6 separate regions of the Homo sapiens genome follow, and all the other regions are linked to region 3. A link is an interaction called in ENCODE POLR2A ChIA-PET data of the cell type or tissue named here. Cell type or tissue: MCF 10A. All regions are shown on one strand.

The links. ChIA-PET counts read pairs that join two places held together with the same protein. Peaks named below come from ENCODE experiments on the same cell type or tissue, not always from the same donor. Only the 100,000 strongest peaks of a DNase experiment are listed, where the experiment ranks them.
Region 1: POLR2A ChIA-PET joins it to region 3 with 15 read pairs; 2 of 35 experiments call an interaction of 5 or more read pairs at or near these places.
Region 2: POLR2A ChIA-PET joins it to region 3 with 13 read pairs; 3 of 35 experiments call an interaction of 5 or more read pairs at or near these places.
Region 4: POLR2A ChIA-PET joins it to region 3 with 18 read pairs; 2 of 35 experiments call an interaction of 5 or more read pairs at or near these places.
Region 5: POLR2A ChIA-PET joins it to region 3 with 11 read pairs; 3 of 35 experiments call an interaction of 5 or more read pairs at or near these places.
Region 6: POLR2A ChIA-PET joins it to region 3 with 24 read pairs; 4 of 35 experiments call an interaction of 5 or more read pairs at or near these places.

What each region holds. Positions count from the first base shown.
Region 1 is chr4:24,417,467-24,421,466 of GRCh38, reverse strand. It overlaps a transcript of PPARGC1A not described here. Among named protein-coding and RNA genes, the nearest start is that of MIR573, 100 kb to the left of the region's middle. In MCF 10A, a CTCF peak has its summit at 1,850 (motif pointing right); a DNase peak (open chromatin) is centred at 1,856.
Region 2 is chr4:23,933,422-23,937,421 of GRCh38, reverse strand. It overlaps a transcript of PPARGC1A not described here. Among named protein-coding and RNA genes, the nearest start is that of PPARGC1A, 45 kb to the right of the region's middle. In MCF 10A, no CTCF peak of the experiment used is centred here; a DNase peak (open chromatin) is centred at 2,341.
Region 3 is chr4:24,208,289-24,212,288 of GRCh38, reverse strand. LOC124900679 (a long non-coding RNA gene) reads right to left here. Exons shown (of 2, transcript XR_007058075.1): 2 at 3,012-3,226. It also overlaps a transcript of PPARGC1A not described here. Among named protein-coding and RNA genes, the nearest start is that of MIR573, 310 kb to the left of the region's middle. In MCF 10A, no CTCF peak of the experiment used is centred here; DNase peaks (open chromatin) are centred at 1,658 and 2,158.
Region 4 is chr4:24,319,112-24,323,111 of GRCh38, reverse strand. It overlaps a transcript of PPARGC1A not described here. Among named protein-coding and RNA genes, the nearest start is that of MIR573, 200 kb to the left of the region's middle. RefSeq lists an enhancer at 840-1,639. In MCF 10A, no CTCF peak of the experiment used is centred here; a DNase peak (open chromatin) is centred at 1,751.
Region 5 is chr4:24,126,077-24,130,076 of GRCh38, reverse strand. It overlaps a transcript of PPARGC1A not described here. Among named protein-coding and RNA genes, the nearest start is that of PPARGC1A, 240 kb to the right of the region's middle. In MCF 10A, no CTCF peak of the experiment used is centred here; a DNase peak (open chromatin) is centred at 1,586.
Region 6 is chr4:24,103,160-24,107,159 of GRCh38, reverse strand. It overlaps a transcript of PPARGC1A not described here. Among named protein-coding and RNA genes, the nearest start is that of PPARGC1A, 220 kb to the right of the region's middle. In MCF 10A, no CTCF peak of the experiment used is centred here; DNase peaks (open chromatin) are centred at 1,279 and 1,619.

The DNA of each region.
Region 1 (4,000 bases), 210 kb before region 3:
TGATGGCGGGCGCCTGTAGTCCCAGCTACTCGGGAGGCTGAGGCAGGAGAAGGGCGTGAACCCGGGAGGCGGAGCTTGCAGTGAGCTGAAATCGCGCCACTGCACTCCAGCCTGGGCGACAGAGCGAGACTCCATTAAAAAAAAAAAAAAAAAGTGAACTGTTCATTAAACTTGAATTCTAGATAAACAATAAATAATGTTTTGATTTAAGTATATCCCATACAATATTTGGGACATACTCCTGCTAAAAAATTTTCTGTTTATCTGAAATTCAAATACAACTGGATGTCTCATCTTGATTTTTTGTTTGTTTGTTGTTTTTTCTAAATCTAGTGTTATGATCTGAGTGTGCATGTCGCTCCAAAATGTATATGTTGAAACCTAAATCCCCAATGCAATAGTGTGAGAGGATGGGGTCATTGGGAGGTGATTAGATCATGAGGGCTCTGCCCTCAAGAATGGAATTAGTGACCTTATGAAAGAGGCTTGAGGGAATGCTTTTAACATTTTCTGCCATATGAGGACATGTAGAAGGCACCATCTATGAGGAGCAGGCCCTCACCAGACACCATATCTGCTGGTGCTTTGATCATGGACTTCCCAGGCTCCAGAATTGTGAGCAGTAAATTTCTGTTGTTTATGAATTACCCAGTCTAAGGTTTTCTGTGATAGCAACCCAAGCAGACCAAGACATCTGGGAACGCTACCCCGGTTCAACAGCAAGAATCGGTTGGAGAATGTGCCAAGTGGTAGGGGAGGGCTGCTGGCTTGTGTGGAAAGTGTGGGCAGGAAAGAATCAACTTGGCCTGCTTAAAATTTAGTCTAGGGTGGATCTCAGCAGGGGACAGTGAGTAAGTCAACCAGGAGGTATGGATCAGAAATTAAGAAAGACTTTTGTGACTTGGAATCCCAGCCGGGAGTGTGGACATGATCCATTCTGCATTAAAAACCCACTAGAGAGTTATAAAAACGGGCATACGATCGGACAGACACTAATCTTCCAAAGAACCAGAGTGTTAGCCTATTTATGTAGCTATATCATGCCTTCAACGCGCCGGAAAAATAATCAAAGGAGAATTTAGAACTGTTCTCAGATTGTCAGTTTTTCATCTAAAAATGTTAATGTACATTAAACTTTAAATTAAAAAAAGCACATCCCATCACAAACTATTTTTAATATGGAATACTTAGCAGCGGTGCACACTTTCTGTTCTGAGATTTACCAGGCTATTAACCAGAATAATTTGGGTTTAAAATGAACTGAATTAGGTTGTGTATCCCCACGTTAAGTCTCAAACAAATTACATTATTTAAGCTGTCATCTGTAAAAGGTGCATACGCTTTTGGTTATTCTATGCAGATAAAGTTGCAGTCCAGTTATAAGTGTCTGATGGCATCAGAAATGTCAGCAACTGACAGAACTGTTTATGGAAAAGAGAAAAGAAGAATCTCATTACTGGTTCTTTAGAGCCTATTTTTCACTTTTCTTTTTGTTTGAAAATAATTTAATGTATATAATTGCATGCCTTGAAGACTTTAAAATACACAAGGTTGCCTGGATTTAGACTCAATATTTGTGCTAGTTTGTGAGTTTGTATGAGGATGCATTTGGACATGAAAACCTAAAGTTGGCAGGAATTTTTCTATCCTCTTTTGTCTCTTCTGGGTGATTTGGATGTGATTATAATCAGGAAATAGTTTGAATGTGATAGAACCCTGATGATTCCTAATTCTGGCCGTCATGTGCACCAGCCACTTCTGTTCCTCTCTGGAAAGAATTGAAGAGTCAGCAGATAAAAGTTGCTTTTTCAGACTGAGAATGAGTGCGCCCCTAGCTCACCTGGCCGCTAGGTGGCACTGCAGCCATAAGGAAGTGTGGTCACAATTACATAGTTCGGCTGTGGCATTAAGGAAGTTCTCCAAGGCTGAAATTGGGAGAGGGCAGCCTTTTCATCTCTGTGTTTTTCGGGATTGTAGGGTTCTTTGGATTCTATTGCATACTTTGTGTATCTAGGATGCTGCTAAGGGGAAGGGGATTATTTGTTTAGGGTGTGATGTTTCCTGGGTTTGTGTTGTTGCATAAGACACACACACACACACACACACACACACACTTGAAGATTTGTTAGGAATTGTGTTGGTCAGGGAGTGGGAAGTGAAGGGCAATATCACACTTCCGTGGTTTCTGAGCAGAATGGTCTGTTCCAACTGAGCAACAGATGGCGTCCTGACCTGTGTGCCTTTTTCTTTGGTGTTCATCTGCTGGAAATGTTCTCAGTAGAGACGACCAAAATTCTGGAAGATGCTAAGTGTCATAGCATCTCTCTTTGTGCCAGCCCCCTCTCCTGCTTCTTTTCCCTCTGTTTTTAACCACTAAGGAAACAATCATTATCCAAAAGTATTTTTTTTCCTTTTTGAATAGAAGCTAAGTATTTGAAACCTAGACACCTTACTATTGTCCCAGAGAAGAAAAGAAACCAACAAAGAATCTACTAAGAGTGTCAAAGAGTGAAAACTGAATAACAGCTACACAAGTTACTCTGAAAATAACAAGAATTCTGGCAGATGATTAGCAAAAATATTTCCTAAATAGTGAAAGATGAGGAATTGACTGACATTGAGGTGTGTCTGGTGAAATTAAATTTGCTGTTAAGTGACTTGAAAAGAAATGTGTGGAGGGTATGTTGGTAATTAAATCAGCAAACAATGGGATTCATAATGAAAATGGTAATAGCTATGTTTATAGAGGTCCTGCTATGTTCCAGGCATTTTTGTATAATTACTTAATCTTTAGAATAGATCTTTGAAATGGGTATGATCAAACTCTTTGGCACATAAGTAAATGATAGTGTAGCTAGGTTCATACCTGGCCTGGGTTCTAACACCTTTAAAAGCTCTAATTAGAATTAGGTCTGTTAGAGTCTAACACTTGTGTCTCGGTGTTTAGAAAATGACTTGATAATGGAACATAAAGGCAAAGAGAATGTCTGTGTTGCTTCTCATTGCATCTCCAGGACCTGCCATAGTGCTTGGCTGGCTCATGTAGGACTTCAGTATACATTTGTTCTACCCATAGATAAATGCCAGAGAGCTGGAAGATTCCATGGTGTTTAATTAGAACACTAGTTAACGCTTGATGTAGCGAATGTAATAACAGCTTTAGATGTGGATGGCCCTCTGTTGCTTAGAAGAACTGGAATACACTTTATTTCAGCTCACTCAACCTCAGACGCCAAGTTCTATGGGGTGGGGAATATCATTGAATTTTACGAAACAAAGAAGCTGGAACTCTGGAGTTAAGGAAGCTTCCCATGGTGGCTGCACTTGTTGAGTTCAGGTTTTCTCACTTTAGATTTAAGGGTTTTTAAGGCAGCTCCAAGTTCACAAAAGCCCACACAATTTTTTATTAATTAAAATGACATATAATGAATAATATTCTTATTATTTTTATGTATATATAATAAATATTCTTACAGAAAAAACAAAATAAATAGTCTGATGGTGGAGGGTTAGTCTTATAGCCATATAGAAGTCATTTCACTTTAAAAAGTATGTTTTTGAACTTTTACCTGCAGTTTTTATTTGAGAAAAATTAGAAGGTACAGATGAGCAAAATGAAATATGCAACCACTCATCTTTCCTTTTAGAAATTTATATCATCTATAAATTTTTTCTATACATATATGTTATAAAAAGATCATGTTTTATAATTTGCTTCTGAACTCAATATAATGTATACATCTTTATGTGTCGACAAATTATTTCTACATTGTAACCTTTAATGGCTGCAAAGTGACCTGCTAGATGAACATATCAATTTATGTAACCAATACCTTGTTGCTGGACATTTGGGTTGTTTCCAGACTTTTGCTATAATAAAGCAATATTACAACAAGCATCCTTCAATGTGTATCTTTGTGCAATTAATCTTGACCCATTGTTTTATAGGGGAATTTACATACACCCAGAGAGGTTGTGAAATTTACTTGCTAGGCAGAAC
Region 2 (4,000 bases), 270 kb after region 3:
GCTTAGTGCCAAGTTTTACTTTGGGCAGAAGTGGCAGAACTTTCTGCCCCAATTTCCTGGTACAGACGGGATCAGCAGCATTTTGGAATGCATCTGCACATTGCATGGGGATATTTTGAAGATTAATCAGCTCCCTATGTTGGTGGGAGAAAGCCAATAAATAAACGAAAGGCAGATTTCACTTGTAAAACTACCATGAAAGCAGTAGAAGTAAGACAAATCAGGAGAAGCTACCTAGGGACTTTGGAAATATTATAATCATATAGTATCTCGTATCCTTTCTCCCTCTCTGTTCTGGTAAAAGAGGTGTATCATTCTGTGGACCATGAAATTAGTGGTTTGTTGCCTTAGCAATTGACCTTCATGGCACCCCTCCTGGTCTCTGGTCTTCTTCGTGACTTCGCACAGAAGTGCCTTCTTATTTCTGAGCATTTTCTAGAAGCCTATGCCTGTCATGTTCAGTACATGCAGGAGCTGGTGCTTTGCTCCATTCTGGGAGTCTGTGTTTAGTTTATTTACTTGTTTTCACATGATTAGGCTTTTGTTTTGTTTTTGAGATGGAGTCACTCTGTCACCAAGGCTGGAGTGCAGTCGTGCGATCTCGACTCACTGCAACCTCCATCTCCCAGTTCAAGCGATTCTCCTGCCTCAGCCTCCCGAGTAGCTGGGATTACAGGCACGCACCAAGACGCCTAGTTAATTTTTGTATTTGTAGTAGAGACGGGTTTTCCCATGTCGCCCAAGCTGGTCTTGAACTCCTGACCTCAAGTGATCCACCCGCCTCGGCCTACCAAAGTGTTGGGATTACAGGCGCCTGCCACCATGCCTGGCTGAATTTTATATTTTTAGTAGAGATGGGGTTTGTCCATGTTCCCCAGGCTGGTCTCAAACTCCAGACCTCAGGTGATCTGCCCACCTTGGCATCCCAAAGTTCTGGGATTACATGCGTGAGCCACTGCGCTTGTTCTGATTAGGCTTCTTGACTCCCTCTGCTGCTTTTCATGTCCTGTGGATTGCCATACTTCAGATCTTGGAGGCTATAGAGTAGAACCTAAAACCAGATTGCCTGGTTCATATTCTGGGTCTTTCACTTAGTAGCTATGTGATCTTGGGCAAGTTTCTCAATCCATCTGTGCAAAGTAGAGCTGAAAACAGTGCCTATGTTATATGCATTTTCGGGGTATTAGACATGCTAATATATGAAAATGACTTAGAATAGTACATAGTAGGCATTCAATACATCTTACTTATTGTATTGATTCGCCAATCATTTTGGTGAATCAGTTGTATCTGAAAGCTTTGTGGTAATATTAGCTTATTTAAAATGAAATAAAATTGATTAAACTTTTTTCCTCGATGTACATAGGAATTCATATGCAGTAATATCAATACTTAATATTCACTAAATTAAACGTGCTGAAAAGTCTTACATGCTAAGAAGACAGAACACATAAACTATTTTCTTCTTGAAAAAAATACATGTATAGGCTGTTTATATATAGGCTCAACATTTAGATGTTAACCAACTTAGCAATTTTTTTTTTTAAGGTTCATGTCTTACTGTTATACAAGGGCTTCAGTTAGGATAATGAAACAGTTAAGAACATGAGGTTTGGATTCAGATAGCACTGAGTTTGAATCCTGACTTCCTGATTTTGCAACTTACTACTTATATGACCATAGGCAAATCACTTAAACTTTCAATGCCTGTTGTTTTTCTCACATGTAAAACAGAGATACAAATGTCTACCACGTGGTTTGTTATTTGTAATAAAATAAGATACTGGTAAATAATTTTTATGCCTGGATTAAGGAAATAATTCTATGGAAAAAGCCATATTGCATACCTCTGGGGAGCACTATTTACATGGTATTCTATGTAAGTAGTATCCCTTGGAGTTGCACAGTAGGGGGCCTGATACAAAAATTGATATCTACTAACATTATCATTATGATGATACAGCTAGGAAAAAAAGTACCTGTGAACCAGAAATCCGTGGACATTTGCTCTTTCTCTGCTAAGTGTGTAAGCAGCAAGAAAATAGCCAAAATTAGTATATAATTTACTTCCAGATGTTGTCTCACTTTAATTTCACCAATTTGTATCTGAGAGGTTTCCTGAAATTGTGTGGATTTATTAATGACCAAGTCTATGGCTCTTAGGAAACTTACTGGGAGAAAGAGCAGGCATAATCTTTTCTTGCTGGATGTCCTGCTTGCCAGTGCTTGATCCTGCTCACCCTACCTCCCAGGCATGCGAGCATTGTGGGCAGCTCTTTCGGGAGGTGGCACCAGGACACCAGTAGTATTTTGCAAGAAGGATCCTTGGCTTTGCCTGTGGAGCAGAGAATGTGATCCCCAGCTGGGAGCCAAACCACAAGCATGTGAGCAGAACCTCGAGCTTGGTTTCTGCCCAAGTACATGTAGGGGAGTGGAAAAGACAGGGAAGCTTTGTGAAAGGGTGCAGCTCACATGCAGAGACAATTCCACAAGATCTGGTGGGATATTCCACCTTGGTTCCAAAGGAGAGAAAGGCAGTGGCAATTGTTTTTTGTTTAACTAAAATCCTCTCCATTGGAAAGGGAACCTGCTTATTCACTTCCTGGATCCGGGGTCTTGGGCAAGCCACTTAAAACCTAGATGAGCCTCAGTTTCCTTATCAATAAATTGAGACTAATAGTAACTTCTCTGCCTATATCATAGTGCCTAACTCAGAGGTTTTGCTGGGTTTTTTGCAAATGTAACCAATATGATTAGCTTCACCAGCATGGGCCACACACATGTAGTTATGTCTCTTGTTATTCTGATTAGTCAATAGAGAGTCTCAGACACCATTATCAGCAGGAGATCAAAATCTCCTTCATGAAGTCTCTCCATCATTCCACAGATTACAATCCCAATTGTTCCAAGTAACTAGGGGTTGACTTAGGCTAGTTAGCTCAGCCTTGAAAACAAAACAAAAACCCCACCAGTCTGCAGGGGGTGGTTGCGGGAAAAGGTTGGATGCCATGCTGTCTACTAGCACGGCTACTTCAGTTGCTGCCACACAGTGTCGCTGCTGAACATTGATCCTGCATAGCACAGTGGAGGCTGGGCCTCTGCTCTGTAGGGGCTGTTGTTACCACAGCTCTCTACATGGATCCAGTGACGTCCCCTTGTTTTGACTTTAAGTTGCCACTTTTCTTTCATCACACTCACATGCTAGGTTAGTGCTCCTCATAGCATTACACCAAGACAGGGCAGCAGGTCCTAGGCAGTTTGCAGTCTCAGCCAGATTCACCCTTCCCCATGTCACCACCCACTTAACCTTCCCACCTTTCTTGTGGGTGCTCCTTTAAAACTTTGAGACTGCCCCATTCTAACAGAGGGATTCTAATAACTTTGGGCATCAAGTGAGACCTTTCCATTTTTCTTTCCAGGGATCTCCTTAGCCCCTATGCCAGTGTATTCACCTTTCCCCAGTGGACAGTTCGGCCTAGCAAAGGATATTGGGAGACACACAGGACACATTACACCTTTTCCTGAAGTCATGGTGCCTGTGGGCCTCATATTTACATAACCAAAGACCGAGTTGCTTTGCCCACTTGGGCGGATGAGTGGCTGGCAGCTGCTGATACCCTGTGGCATATGAATGATTAGGTGATGTATGTGAAAGTGCCTTCCAAAGAACTCTATATAAAAGAAGGCATTATGATTATTAATAAGTGGGCAGGGATGATTTATACACATGGCACAGGCAAGGCTAGCTCTCATAAACTTCAGGTGATAGCCAGAAAGCTGTCTAAAATAAAATGCTTTCTAGCCTCTCAGAGTTTGCTGGGCCAGTAGGCTATTTTCCTTAATATTAAATCATGTTTCCTTTCTTCTTTCCATTCTCCAGTTCCTCTGTCACCCATTTCCACATGAGTTTCTCTTGCTTCAGGCTCACAATCCTCCTACTGGTATGAGGTGAGGTTGAGAGTTGGTCCAACAAATCAACTATTTGTGTGGTGGGGAAGAG
Region 3 (4,000 bases):
TCAGCACCTAGAATGTTTTTATAGGATGTGCAGATATCAAAGCTGCATGATCGGTAAACAATGCTGCTTTGATTTTATATGGATTGTGCTCGAAGATCAAAGTAGAGCCTAGGAAAGACATGAGAGATGTGGTTTGAGTGAGAAGTTGGACTTACATCAAGAAACGTCTTGAAGATTATATGAAAGAGTTTGGACGGCATCCTCCAGGATGTGGGGAAGCCATGAGTATGCAGGCAAGTGAGTCACATGATCAGATGAAGTTGTAGAAAGGGCGTAGAAAGACGTGTTGGGGAACGGTGAGCCAATAGACGAGGAATCTAGTTAGGAAGCCTTTGGAATAACCCAGAGAGTGATGATAAGACATTGGCTGGCTTAGGCGATGAAACAGTAGGAAATAGCATCGTGGAGGTAGAATATACCTGTGCAAGAAAAATTATAGCTAATATTTGTTAGTACACTACAGCCATATACTTATTATTGTTTTGCTCATTTAAAAATGTATGGACTCATTTAATTGTTACAACATCTCTATGAAGTAAGCTGTGTTAATTTCCCTATTTTACAGATGAGATGGAGGGACAAAATGGTTAAGCAACTTGCCCAAGGGACCTACGTTTATAAGTGGCTGAGCTTGGATTCCATCCCAGTCCATCTCACTCCAGATCTCGAGATCTGGCCAATATGGTATCAGATTCTGAATCAAGGTGAAGTTCAGGGTCCAACTTACCTTTTCTTAGATATACTAGCCATGCACGCACATAGGGCAGATACACCTGTCTATGTAGGACGAAGCTGGGGACACAAGAAAAGGGAATTGGCCTTAGTAAATTTGCTGGTTCTGTTGGTGTCCCCTTCTGTATCCTGGCAGCTCCTTCATTGCTGCACTCAGGGGAGTGACATTCAGCTTCCTTTCTAGTTACCTCACTTAGGTAAGAATTACCTTCTATATTGAAGTCTCTGGTGAAATTGAGATCGGAAAACGAGTTCAGAACTGTCTTTGTAACTTATAAATGCATATTTTGGGCACACGGCTTAATATCTTTGAATTTCAGGTTTCTCATTGTTTAGAAGAGGATGATAATATTTTTTCATCTAGTCACGAGTTTAAGGAATGAATATTAAGCACCTACTATGAGCCATGCACGTGCTAGGCAGGCTCTGGGAATAACAAGACATGAAAAAGTTCTTGCCTGTGCCCTTAAGAAGTTCAGCGTCTAGAGTGGTTGATACAAGTAAGTAAGTAAGCAACTGCAATTCAAAGAATCAAGGAGATAATATTCATTACAGTTTTAAAAAATCTGAAGTGCTTTAAAATGGTGAGCTATTATTGTTATTAACTCTATTAGGGAGAGTGAGGAGAGAGAGTCAGAAAATGCCAGAGAAATCTAGGTTGGGGTTGAGCTCCCTGCATCTCCTAGGCTCCCACTGGGAGAGGTTCCAGGAGTACAGTGCCCTCCGTTGAAGGCGCCGCAGCTCCCGCCTGCTTTTGACCTTTCTGGAGAGTGCTTGCATGAACACACTTCATTTTCAAAAGTTTAAAAATACGCACTTGGAATTGTAGATGATCAAGCATGAATCCCAGACCATAAGTGGGTGGGAGAATTGTGCTGATCTGGGAGTGCACGGGGCCACATGCCCTTGCAATTTGACGTCAGCACAGTCCAGGAGGTGCCCAGCGTCTGTGCCCCTCTGCGTGGTCAGTGTGTGATGCAATGTGTTTTCACAGACTGTGAATCAATTCCCTCCAGGGAAAAAAATAACAAAACACTATGCTGATTAATTGGATAGATCACTGTTGAAATTCCTGATTTTGCAATATTTAAGTACTTTCTCAGCTAAGATGGTGAAATAGGGTAAGCAGAAAATAAAAGCCACATGCGTTTATTTTACTCAAGCTCCTTCCTTTTAGAATGTTAGCCTTTGAGTTTCCAAATTGGGCAAAGAAGTGATTATCAGGAATACCTTAATAAAAGGTGGTATGATCTCTATTTAAGAAAACAACTTTATATTTATAAATCCTTTGTATTTTTGGTAGCACTTTAATACCAGTGATCTTATTTAATCCTTCATGCCAACTTTGTAAAGTAGGTGGAACATTCATAATTAGATTGCAGATGATGACACTCAGGACAGAGAATTTTTGACCTTGTTCAGAGTCCTCAAACCTAGGACAAGGAGGGGAGGAGAGGGTGAAGGAGGTGAGCATTTATTGAGCAATTACTATGTGCTAGGTGTTTAGTACATAATTGAATTTGATTTGTCATACAATCTTGAGAGATGACTGTTCTTCTTCCCGTTTTACAGATGGTTAAACCAAGGTTAATTAGAAGCTAAGTTGGGGATTTGATCTTAGATCTCCTTGAGTTTAAATCAATAGTCCTTTCTCTAGTCTAATGATTTCCAGCATTCTCTGATTATGTGCTCCTATCAGTAAACTTTTCTGAGCATATACCTCCAATAAATGTGTATTTGTTTATATACAAATTGTATGCATGTACTATTGTACTATTACTTTATGAGCATAATAAAGCATACACATGAAATAAGAACATTAAGATGCAGAGATATGAATGGAAGACACACTGTTTTCTTTCTGTACCCCATTTTGTAGACTACAATCTAGGCAATGCTCCTTTCTTGGCAAGTTAGGGGCACAGGTTCATGCCTACAGCTCATAGAAAAATCTACTAGCTAGCACAGGATACTTTAGGGCAGGACTTCTCAGCAGTAGCACTATTCACATTTTGGACCAGATAATTCTTTATTATGAGGGGCTGTGCTGTGCCCTGTAGGATGTTTAGTGGGATCTCTGACCTCAACCTACTAAATGTCAGTAGCAGCCTATGCACAGCTGTGGCAACTGAAAATGTCTCCACATATTGCCAAATGTCCTCTGCTGAGGAACAGGGAGAAAAATTTCCCTGTGTTGGGAGCAACTGCTTTAGGGTAATCAGTAGGAATGTTCTCCTCCTCCTTGCTGATGCCCAAAGAAGAAGTCATCAGGCAGCACCTGTTTGGAAGACATTTTATTTTGCCTGTTTTAGATTCTTCCGGAGGACCCCTGGGCTTGGTTCCAACCTGTATCCATCAGCTCCTGAGGTTGGCCAACCAGAACGGAGGTCTAGCTGTTCAGTGATGAAACCGGCCTTTGAATGGCTCCTGTCCCCATGCATATCACATCTGATTTTAACATCTCATTCTTCACTGCCGATGACTTCGACAAGGCCTAGTGTGGAAGACCATAATGGTGCATTGTGGGGTATAGTGGGCTTGGTAGCTAAGAGCATGGGTTCTAGAATTAGGTATATCTGTATTCAAATCTGCATTCTGCCATTATTATCTGTGACCTTTGAACAATTCCCTCTACCTCTCTAAGCAACTCTTCCCATCACAAAGTGCTGATAAAGCATAAAGAAGAAAACACTCTCATTATAGAGTTGCAATATTTAACACAATGACTGTTCCTAGCTCTTAGTAGTAGCTATTATTTTGATTATGAGGATAATAACATAAAACACTTTTGCCTGGCACATAGTAAGCACTGGATGAATTATACGTATTACTGTAATATATAATATAAATATGAATATATATATATATATATATTTTTTTTCTGAGTTTGGTGAGTTTGATTGCAGATTCCATGAAGCAGGGACCAGACTTGCCTGATTTGTCTTTTGGTCCTTATTGCCTAGTTCAGTCTGACATATAATGGGTACTCAGTAATTATTTGTTATGAGTCAGTAAACGTGTGTATTTTTCCATGTAACCATCAAAACTGTGAGATCACTGTCTGTTTTGGTCTGTTTTACTATCACACATAGTGGCCCTGGCTAGGTAATGCCCCTAGAAGTTCTCCTGTCCACTTTATCCCATGCAGCCAGGGCAATGAATGAGTATATTCACTTCTACCATGGAGGGAAGGCAGTTCGAACTTCTCCCTTCCTCTCTCCTTCCCTCCCTCCCTGCCTCCTTCCATCCTTCTCCCTTCCCTTCCATT
Region 4 (4,000 bases), 110 kb before region 3:
CTTCCTTCCCAAATGATCTATTTGGGATCCACCAGCAGTTGAGCCACCCAGAATTTATTCAGCAGAGTACCTGAGGTCCAAACCCATGCTCAAAAAAATTGTTTTTTGATGATGGATGATGTGATAGTATATGCTGCTTTTCCGTTATTATACCGAAGACAATGTAGATAATACAATGATATAATTTGACTACACGTGATGAAGTTGCTATTCAAAATATTGTACAGTGCTTACAACATGAGCATGACCAAAGTGGAGAGTGCAGCCAATCATTGTGGATGGCTGTGCAAACAGCTGGTGTCCCAGTAAGCAGTCGTGGGCTAGTATGTGCTAAAAACCTGACTCTCCCAAAAATCATGAAGCCCTGAGTCATAGTGCATGCTGATTTCTGAGGTAGAAACACTCCCACCACTGCCAGCTTCAAGCCACCAATGTGATATCAGTTGGCTTGCATATTTTCTGCAAATTTAACAATCAGCTCTTGCAAAGCCTATGTAAGCCTGTTCCAGCACAACACTGTCTGTAGCAGGAACATACCAGCTTAACATCATCCCTGCACACACACACTCACATACACATGGATACACAGATACATCCAAGAGGTACTTTTCTCTCTCTGAAAAATGTGAAGTTATAAATGACATATAGAAACAACTCAGCTAGGAATAAAGTGTCTGAGGTGTTACCAGATGAACCATCAGGGTTGTCAAGAGAAAAGCTGCAGTTTGACCATTTTCTGCTTCTCCATTGTAGCGAAGCTACAACTCAAGCTTCGTTTTCAAAATGCATTTCTCACCCAGTGCTTTTCTTTTCTTTTTAAAAAATACTCTTCAACTCGGGGGAAAATAATTTTGTACCCCAGCCACCAGTGAAGCTAGCTCAAAAGTCACTAATTTAAAAAACCATTTTCAGATTTGGTATGTGGGCAAAATAAGCGGAGGCTATAATCAGGAAATTCTGCATAAGAGCAAATGGATTTGAGGCGATTTTAACTCGGTGGGTAACGAATTCTACAGCATTATAGCTGGAATAATTCCTTGCAAGCCTTCTTGGGGAAGCTATGTTCTAAAAATGGTTGATGCTTCTATTAGGTCAGTGTTCTCCATTAATCCATGATCTATTTTAGAAGAAAAAACAATCCCATGTAGCCCGTGAGATTTTTGATTTGAGCACTTCGGTCAGAGGCCGATTATTTCTTTTTTACGAACAAGTCCAGAGTTGCTCCTTGCAAGTGAAGTCCTTACAAAGAATTCTAATAGGCATCCTGCTGAGTTGTTGTCTGTTCTTAAGTCTCTTTTCATTTGAATTGGAAAGAAATAGCAGTCAGCTGAAATACTGGTCTCTGGCAGTGCCCTTTGCAGAGCTAAAGAATAGCAACCAACGTCCATCATCACACATTATGACTAAATCATTTCAGTCAAGTTGCATGTAGCAGATAGATGGTGATTTTCACATTCTGCAGCTTCTGACAAATATTGCCTTATCCATCCGTAAACATCTCTATTGGTGCCTCTCTGGGTTCTGGAAAAGTAGTTCCGGCAGGGTAGCGCTGCGAAGAAATTAAAGTCAGACAAATACTTGTATCATCCTTTTTTGCTTTGATTTCTTTACATATCAAAATTAGTTTCTGATTCCCAGTTGGGAGACAATAATACAGTAGCTCCTAGTGGAAAACCTGTCTTCAGTTATATTTAGCAGGGAAATGAGTCAAACTATTGAGAGACTGCCAGCTTCATCATTATAGGATTATGCATTTTAATAGGACACAAGTTCGCAGGCCTTTGGGTGTGTTAGTTGCGTCATACGCATTTTATTTTTCCAAGCATCCTGAGGCTTGGAATCTACCTAGTTTTTAAAAGCCAGGTGTTGGGTGACCTTTGTTTCTTTTTGCTTCATTTTAATCACTTGATCCTTCTTACACGGTATCATTGAGGATGAGGGAATCGACACCGGCAAATTTAATTTGAAGGGCACCTCTATTTTGGAAGCTTTACAGGATGACTTAGCAGAGAAATTTCCTCTTCTTAGGCGCTGCTTAGATAATTCAGGCTTGCACGAAGAGGAGTCAGGCCCTACACTTGCAACTCTTCATTAGTGCAGCTGGGACTCGGTGAGAGAAAACGGGGACCTGGATATCTTCTTGGACTTGTAAGGCTAATTTTTGGAAACTGCCAAAATAGTTTAGTCATTTCAGAGGACCGTAAGGGCAGGCTTTCTGGGAGCCATTTTCCAGCTGTTGACCTTGTTTGCACAATTTCGATTATTTTCAAAATAATAAAAAGGTATTCAGAAGTTTATTACCCGGCTTCCTATGGTGTTCTGTATATGTTTCTCGTGAATCGAATCTGTAAGAGGGTCTCCTAGGAGTGGTGTTTTTATGTAAAGCTTTTGCACACACACCCAAGAAGAGCTTCACTGAACTTTTTGCAAGAGAGACACCTGTTTACTGGCTTCGGCATCAAAATTCATTTCTCTGTTTTTATATAAGGATGGTCTTTGTTTTCAAAGGACATTCGTTACCCGTTAAAATACTGTATTTTCAAGTTCCTGATGCTTAAACATATTTAGGAAATGTCAAAAAGAGCAAAAACCAAGTCTTCATTTTAAATGCATTGCTTTACGGAGAAAAGGGGGAGTAAGAGAAGGAGTGTGTGTATCATGATTAATATTGAATGCTAAGGTTGTTTACTTTCCTTTGGACTTGGCCAAGTAAATGTAAATCTGGTAGAATAGAATCCATGAGGCATATAATTAATGGTGTGGTGTTTATTTCCTGTGAAGAAACTATATCATTTATTCTAGAATAAAAAAGGAGATACAAACTTTTCTTCCTTCTTGTGATGTGAAACAGAAGATAGATGGTAATTTTAGAAAACATTGCTTAAACCTCCAGGAAACAAAATGTCTCAGGAAGGTTTAAGAGCATTGTGGCAGTGATTCACAGCAAGTACAGATTTTCAAAGGAAATCTACTAGTTAGAAATTTAAGTTTACAAAATAAATGAAGAAATCTCTCTAGTATTCTTTTAAATGGTCCCTTCTCCTCTTGCACCATTCAATTCAGTGTTAGCTATTCTGGTTGTCTGATGTCGGTATTTTCTGCAGTCCTTGTCTTCTATAATGTGAGGCACACCTGTGTCTAGTATGACTCTTAGAAGGCAATTGTCTTTCTTTTTAATGAGCCAGCTTTTTGAGCAACAAATATGAAGAAGAAGGAAAAAAATGACTATGAAATCAGAAACATTCCTGTGGACAGAAAGAGGTACTTTAGAGAAAGGTAACATATCCCTCTTATAGTGAATTCAACTCATTCTGCAACAGCGTAATAGGAGGAAAAAATTTCTTGGAGACCCCGCATGTTTGCCTTGAGTTATGAGTATCAATAACATTAGCCGTAACTGCAGAGAGAACCGTTAGTTGTATGAACATATAATTCTATCAAAAAGTAAAGCTCACTAAGCTACTTGGGGAAAACAGTGTCTACAGTAATGAGTCACCAAAACTCACTGTGTTATGTTAAAAGCCCGTGTTCAACCCATTTATTGTTTTTTTCCTTTTTAATTTCATGGAGTGTTTCCTGGGTCTTGCCTTATGGCCCAAGCTAACTAAGGAGATCCACGTGGCATTTCATGAACCCTCATTTATTCATACTTTGTTCATAGTCTATCTTTCTTGACACTTCTCTGTTTTCATAATGAAGCAACTCTCATCTCAGGACAAAGTTGGTCTTTTCTCAAATGAATGAGTTTCTTTATTTTTATTTTTTGAGGTAGGGTCTCACTCTGTCACCCAGGCTGGAGTACAGTTGAATTGTATAACCATGGCTCATTGTAGCCTCGAACACCTTGGCTCAAGGGATCCCCCCACCTCAGGCTCTGAGTAGCTGGGACGACAGGCATGCACCACACACAGCTAATTTTTTAACTGTTTGTAGAGACAAGGTCTTGCTATGGTGCCCAGGCTTGTCTGGAACTCCTGGCCTCAAGTGATCCTCCTGCCTC
Region 5 (4,000 bases), 82 kb after region 3:
GGTGTGTTACACCCAGTAACTCCTCATTTAACATTAGGTATATCTCCAAATGCTGTCCCTCCCCGGTCCCCCCACCCCTCAACAGGCCCCGGTGTGTGATGTTCCCCTTCTTGTGTCCATGTGTTCTCATTGTTCAATTCCCACCTATGAGTGAGAACATGAGGTGTTTGGTTTTTTTGTCCTTGGCGATAGTTTGCTGAGAATGATGGTTTCCAGCTTCATCCATGTCCCCACAAAGGACATGAACTCATCATTTTTTATGGCTGCATAGTATTCCATGGTGTATATGTGCCACATTTTCTTAATCCAGTCTGTCATTGATGGACATTTGGGTTGGTTGCAAGTCTTTGCTATTGTGAATAGTGCCACAATAAACATTATGTGTGCATGTGTCTTTATAGCAGCATGATTTATAATCCTTTGGGTATATACCCAGTAATGAGATTGCTGGGTCAAATGGTATTTCTAGTTCTAGATCCCTGAGGAATTGCCACACTGACTTCCACAATGGTTGAACTAGATTACACCATTATTATTTTTATTGTTATTAAACTAGTATTCTTTCCAATGTACTATGTTGCTTTTCTTTGACCCTCTCCAAAACAGCTGTAAAGCCATCAAAGCTTATAATTGACCAGATGTACTTTCTAGACATTAGAATAATGAGCCATTTGCTAGGTGACAACATGTAGACTTTGGCATTTAATCCTAGCCCTATGGAACATTTGGTACCATCTGTAGATCTCTACCAAGTACTTCATGGAGGTCTTTGGCTCTAACTGTAGGGATAGCTAAGGCAAGTCTCATAACCTATGTGTTCTTTGGTCTCAGTGGATGGATGAAGAATTGAAATCCGAAAGATGAAATATTCCGGCTCCCAGCACTCTTTCCCCCCATTACCATTACTGTTTATTATGTGCAGTCTTGTCATTTATATGCATGCTTCAGATGACAAGAACACCCAGAAAGTTCATTTTAATCTTAGTACAAATACGATTCCTTAAAATATGGAGTCATCTTTAATTTTTTGCTCTGCTTACATGATACATTTCTGCCATTTGATGTGCTATGACTCCTCGTTGAAGTATTCTGCTCTTCCCGGTGAAGTTTGTGGGTTCCCCACCTACTCAGAGAGTGAAGGGTGTTTTGTTACTTTCTATGTCATTCTTTTGGTGAGGCTTCGTTGATTGTTAGAGGGGGTCCTACTTCATTTTACCCCAAACTTCAGATCCTTTCCTCCAATTATGGATGAGAAGTCGAATCCTATTTAGGGGATTAGGGAAGTTATCAAGGCTCTCACCTCACCAGACTGAAGCTGCTTTTAAGAGAAGATGGGGAGAGAATTGATTTTGTATTTCTAATTGTTATGAATCTAATCTGATAATACCATGGAAAATTTTAAGAAATAAAGGTAGAAATCACCCATAATGCCACACCCACACATATACTGAATTTGGCTTAATATGCGTCCATACCATTGTACACAGATGCGCGTGCACACACACACACACACACACACACACACACACACACACACACACACACTGTGACAGGCTGGAATGTTGATTTCAGCCCTGGGAGCTGACATCAGCTTTAGTTCTTTCTGTTACTGACATGCAACTTCTCAGGATTGGAAGCATGAGTCACTCTTTCAACCAAATCATAATAATCTAAAATGTCACGTATTTAGTACTTAGAATTTATGAGGCACTGTTCCAAGGGTTTTATAGATATACATCAATTCATTTGATTTTACACAACACTCCGTATAAGATATATGCTAGTATTAATGTCTCCATTTTAAAGAAGGAAAAACTGAGTCACAGGGAAGCTAAGTAATTGGCCCAGAGCTGGTGAGTGGTAAACCAGGACGAGTGTATAATGCACAAGCTCTTTGGTACCACGCTACAAAGTGGGGGATGCTGATCAAAGCATGCTCCACAGAAGCAGCAGCCCTGGACCTTCGTCCTCTGTCCCTCCTTTCCGCAGATATATATGGAGGATGCTAAGGGGAATGGGAGGTCATTCCCATATGGTGTGCAGATGCATTGACTTGGGTGAGAGGGAGTTCGACAGAAGTATTTGGGATTTGTATTTGGCATAAACACTAGCTATTACAGGCATAGAAAAAATGGAAACTAGTCTTTGTCTGATTCTATTCTCTGGGACTCAGGCTTTGAGCTTCTTATTGGTCCTTTAAGGCTGGATTTTGATGCATTTTCCTTACTATTTTTTTTCTATAATGGTACCTTTATTGAACTGCTGATGTACTAATGTACTAGCCGTGTTTATGTAACTCTTCCACACATATCTGTGAGCTCCTATTTATTGATGCTTATGAAACACGATATGATGAAGAAGGAGGTAACTGTCCTCCGGGCCCAAGTTAGTATCCTTGATTGTGGAAATTTACTCTTGGGAGAAAGGGAAAGCTGTGATGGAACTTAGGGGGTTAAATTTTTATGAAGTTCTATCTCTATCTCTATATATAATACAGTGTCTATATATATATCCACACGCGCGCACGTGTGTGTGTGTATATATATATATAAAGTTAATCATATGATTCTTGGTAATTGTACTGAAATTCTAATAACAAAAAATGATCCACCCTCATCTCATCCTCACCCCCACCAGATAAACATATTTCTAAACAATACTTCGAAGTGATAAAAAAATCTTCAGATTTGGAAGAAAACTTGATACTATGGCTTATGGCGTGAAAAGGCTATGGTTCCCCCACCCCCGCCATACCAGTTTTTATTAGTTCAACTTTCTAAGTGCGGGCAGTTGGAAACTTTTTAAATACTCTGGCCTTGGCAGCTAATGGTGGATGGTGCCATGGTTAAGAAGTTTCTCAAGGCTAATCATTTTTCAAAGGGGGAAAAATAAAAACAAAAAACCAAGTAGGTTGATAAAAAGGGCATGGTGTTCTTGATGAGGCAGACAAAACCTCACGGCATGGCTCATCCCCTCTTTTAATTATCCAGTTCATTTAGTCAGCTGTGACCCAGGACTTTGGGAGGTCACCTGCAGTATGAAAGGAAGGCATAGTGGCTGCTGACCCACGGCTTGGCTCGGGGATAGGAAATGGCCACCCAGGCCAACGTGTCCTTTTACAAATGGAAGCTGGATAAAAGGGCTGAGTGTGATGTGTGGGTCTGGGAAGTCCTCGTGATGCCCTGAGCTTCCTTGAACCTCATCATAAAAAAGTAATTGTATCTGAGAAATTGGCCAGCTAGCCAGCTTCTCTGATGGCTCATTCACTGGAACAGAGAGAGCTGAGGCTCTGCAACTGAAAGTTACAGGTAATGGCTACTAGCATGCCGCCCTTGGGAACTCATAATTAACATCAGTGATGGTGTCAGACCCCTGGGTGCACCCCACCTTTTTCCACACTTGCTGACCATTTAATACACATGGGGTAACCTTTGGGGCATCCTGCCATTATGTCTGCACAGCCTCTGGGACATCATCTTTAGGCAGGGGGAAAAGGTCAGGAAAACTCACCTAGTTCCTGCCTCCCTCTCTCTGAGACTCATATATCCTAGAGGGACTAAGAAAAGCACCTATCTCATCCTGCTACGGGCTTCTACTCAGTCCTCCTGGGGTCACACATCCCAAATAAACTACTCAGTGTCACATAGCTCATTCAAAGCCAAGGATCTAGAGAAATGATTTTGTCCCCTTGTGTAACTTTAGACTGCAAAGGGCATTACTGATTAGTTAACTTAGAAGACATTTTGAGTCCATTTACCCATGTAAAAAATGACTGTGTGTGTGTGTGTGTGTGTGTGTGTGTGTGTGTGGTGAGAAGCCAGGGCCAGTCAGTGATTTAAATTACGATTTCAGCACTCACCAAGGTGGGGAGAAATTAGTTATTGTGAAATAATGCGCGTTTGGCATCTACATGGGATTGTAGACCCAGCAAGATCTGGATCTGAATCTGATTCTGCTACTTACAATGGACAGTCACTACCCTGGGCAAGTCACTTTACTC
Region 6 (4,000 bases), 110 kb after region 3:
TATTATCCAATTTCCTAATGTGTTTTTGTGTTTATAAATGATGCAATTATGCTATTACAATGTATTTGTGTTCATTAATAATTTTGAACAGAGGAAAACCAATGCCCTGTTGGAAGTATTTGTATACCTGGCCTTTTTATCATGGCTTTTCCAGAGGAAGCTATATCAGTTATTTTTTGCCAAATAATGCTATATCACAAAGCACTCTAAAACTTAATGGCTTGAAGCAACCACCATTTATTATTGCTCATGATCTAAGGGTTTTCTGTGCAGTTCTGCTGCTAGGCCAGGCTCTGCTGATCTCAGCTGGGCTCACTCTTGCATCTGAGCCAGCTGGTGGGTCAGCTGGGGGCTGGCAGGTCATGTGAGCAAGGATGCCCTTGGCTTTGCTTTAAGACTATTGACCGAAGCAAGGGACAAGGCACTTTTGCCACAGTCTATTGGCTAAAGCAAGGGACAAGGCAGCTGAGATTCAAAGGGTGGGGAAACCAACTAAACTACCTCATATGGTGGGAGTCATTGCAGAGTCACATGGCAAAGGAAATAGATACAGGGAGGGACAGAGAATCGGGGACTTCTTTGTAATCAGTCTGCCATAGAAGATCTACATGCCTCTTTAGTTTCTCTTGAGATTAAGAAGGAAACTAGGGACGATTCTTGAAAGACCCTGGGCTTCCTTTTTCTGTTGAGGCTCAAGTTGCTACTTGAAGGTGCTCAAAGTGTTGCCATTCGACCTGCCCCTGAATCAGGTTCAATTCTTTAAAACCTAATTTCATATTCTGTCCTTTTCATGCCCTCTTCATTTCTTATCTTCTAGCCCAGGAAATGATAGATCAGTTGATTGTTGCCTTTGTGTCTATAATGAGTATAGAAGAAAAAAAGACTGGGAAATTCATAAGAAACAGATACATGGAGAAACTTAAAGGAGGCATCTTTCGGTTTGCCTCTTTCTGGGCTTGCTTTATTAAAGGCAAAATCTGGAAGAAAATAAAGTCTGCGGGCATCTTTTTTTGGCTTGGGCAGGATCTAACTAGGTGTGTGAGGGCATCCGGGGGCGGGGAAACGAATGGAAGTGCTGATCTGGGATATTGGAAGGCACCAGAAAGAAGGGACTGATCAATAGCTATTTTTCAACTGCGTAGCATAATTTGTGTCAGGCTGCTGAAATGAGTTAGTGCTTCATAGTTAATGGCTGTGAGCACATTCCTTTATTGCAGCACTCTCCAAAATGTTTGCCGTCAACAATTCTAAAAGGCTGTGAGTGACTCACAGCCAAAGTGAGTAATGCACTGGAACTTCGTGAGCTGGGGCCTCTTCTCCGAAAACCTTCCCCTTGGACACCATGTCTCTGTATTTACATCTCCGGCTTGGCTGCTCCTCAAATCATCTAGTCTTCTTGCCATCTTGTTTGGATATCACTCTTCTTTCAAGCCTCTCTTCCTTTATTTGGGGATTTCCTGGTTCCACCACTCAACCCTTTCTTAGGCTCTACACAAACACCATTCGCTTATTATATAAGGGTGGTCCATGGACGAGTAACATAGGCATCATGGAGGAGCTTATGAGAATGCAGAGTTCTGGGCACGACTCCAGACATACTGAATCAGAGTCTGCATTGAAACAAGATACCCAGAAGATCTGTGTGAACAGGAAGATTTGAGAAACACTGGACTATTTCATAAACATTGATTTTCGCCCCTGCTATTTCCATTCCCTCACTTTTAACGTCCTCAGGCCCTTTTATCTCTTACCTTAGGTTGGAAAATACCTCCCCCTAGCTTTTCACCAGTGATCCTAAAGTGTGATGAGCTGCCAAGTCAAGGATTGAAATAAAGTCCCATTAGAAGGTTTGCTTTTTCAAGGTTGTGTATTTGCTTGGGTCATTGGAAACTGGTGGTGGCTGTTTTCTTCCTCTGTAACGTGGGATAAACCATGAAGAAGTCTGAAAATTACACAATTCTATAAGCAAAGTCCACACTATCTTACCTTCACTGTGCTCTAGTGTTAATCAAGCCTTTCTGCCAGAAGAATGGGTGTTGTGTGTGACTCGAGGCATATTAGAAACATGTTCCAATGTAAATAGCTCCCACATGAGTGAGTTACACCCATTCATTGAGTGCTCACCTTGAACCACGTGCCATACATGGGCGTTGCATGTTCACACTGTGATTTAATATGCACATCAGCCCAGTGAAGTATGATCCCCATTTTCCAGATGATGAAATTGAGGCTCAGGGAAGGGAAGTAAATTGCCCAAAGTTACACAGCTGGTGAACTGCAGTATTTGAAAGAGGCTACATTTTTAAGTACCGTGTGATTTCTCCATCTGCAGATTCCTTTCTTTAGCTGTAAAAGGCTTTTTCCTCAGGGTTTACTGGGCATATATTTTTGGGGAGAGGCGTTGCACCAAGCTAATTGTTGACCTTCTTCCACATCTCGTCACAGGTATACAAACAGCCCCATTCCTGCTTTTGTCTTTATTGTCTGATTCACATGCTTCCTCCAGTTTGATGTTCCTTCTGATTGCTTCCAATGAGATGTCAGCTCTCTCTCTGAATTGTGTTGCCCACAGTCCTCTGGAAGCTCTACTTCCTTGTGGAATTACCACTCTAACAAGGACGGTCCATCCTTTGCTTCCCTCTTCTCCCTTTGCTTTGCCTGGCACTGTGCCTGGCAGATCACAAATAACACGTATTTGTTCAGTGAATTGAATCTGAGCTGATTTCTCTCTGACAGGGACCTTGGGAGTGTCAGAGCCCAAGTGGGGGAAAGGTTGTTGACAGAGGAGAATTTTCCACACAGCCTATTTCACACTTTTTACCAAGGACCTGCACAGATCTCTCTTAAAATACAGTCCACAAAGCACTGAAGCTGCAAGAAGGATGAGTAGGAGATAAAGTATGTGATAAACCCCTATAGCCACCCGGGCCTGGCCTCCACGAAGAGGGCGCCCACTCTACTGTTAAGGAGCTTTTGCTGCTTAAACATCTCACTAGCGGAACTCAACTAGGAAGAAAGCAGAAAACATGTAAAACTTCCTCTTGGAAAGCTATTCTGTCTTTGATTTTTCAGAATGTCTTCAAGTGATTTGAGTCTATTTTTAATACCTGTGAGACATGATGTTGTGAGGAGAGCTAAATATAGGGGCCACATCCCCCTTTCTTTTATTCATCGGCCTTAATCTTCCTAGGAGGAAAAGAAAATGCACACGATGTTTCACCACGGAGTGGTGACGTTTGGCCTGACGGGCCCGGCTGAAAGGAAATTCATAAATACTGTGTTGGAAATAAAGATAATGAATGGATGCTTTTTGGAGAAAACGTTAAGTGGGAGTTTATTTATGTTAAACCTCCCCTGTCTGCTGAAGACTGCGAGATAGTTCCTCTTGTTTTCCTCGGGGTCCTTTGGGGACAGCAGTCAGCCTGTGTTACTAGAGTAGGCTTCAGCACCCTACCAACAGCCTCCAGAAGAGCAGGACACTCAGCCAAAAATAACACACAGCATCAAAGCGGCAGCTATAATTCCGGTTCATTTTATACTGACGAGGCTTTTTTTTTTTTTTTTGGAAGAAGGCATTAAGCGCATCTTAAAAGCAAAACAACTTTGTGAGTACTCATTGGACCAGAAGGAGAGACTAGTGCTTCTTGCAGCAGCTGTGAGCCCGAGGGCTCTGTGTTGGAGGGCTCTGCTCTCTGTCCTGGGTGCTCTTTCGTGCTTTTCTGTATCCTACACACCTTCAGGCTCCACATTTCCATTCGTTTTGGGTGGATCTCTATATTATCAGCATCTGGGATATGGGTTGCAGAAGTCCCTGAAGTGAGTCTTTAATCTGGTGCCAGGTGCGGATACCACCTTGAGTCTTTTGTTGAGGAGCTGATTGAGAAGGGAAGGCAGTTGAGAGTGTGGCTAATGGAGAGGGCTCTGGAACTACCCACTCGGCCAAGGCTTCCCCCTTTCAAAGCCATGAAAAGTTTTGGAACTTAATTCTACTTTTCCATGC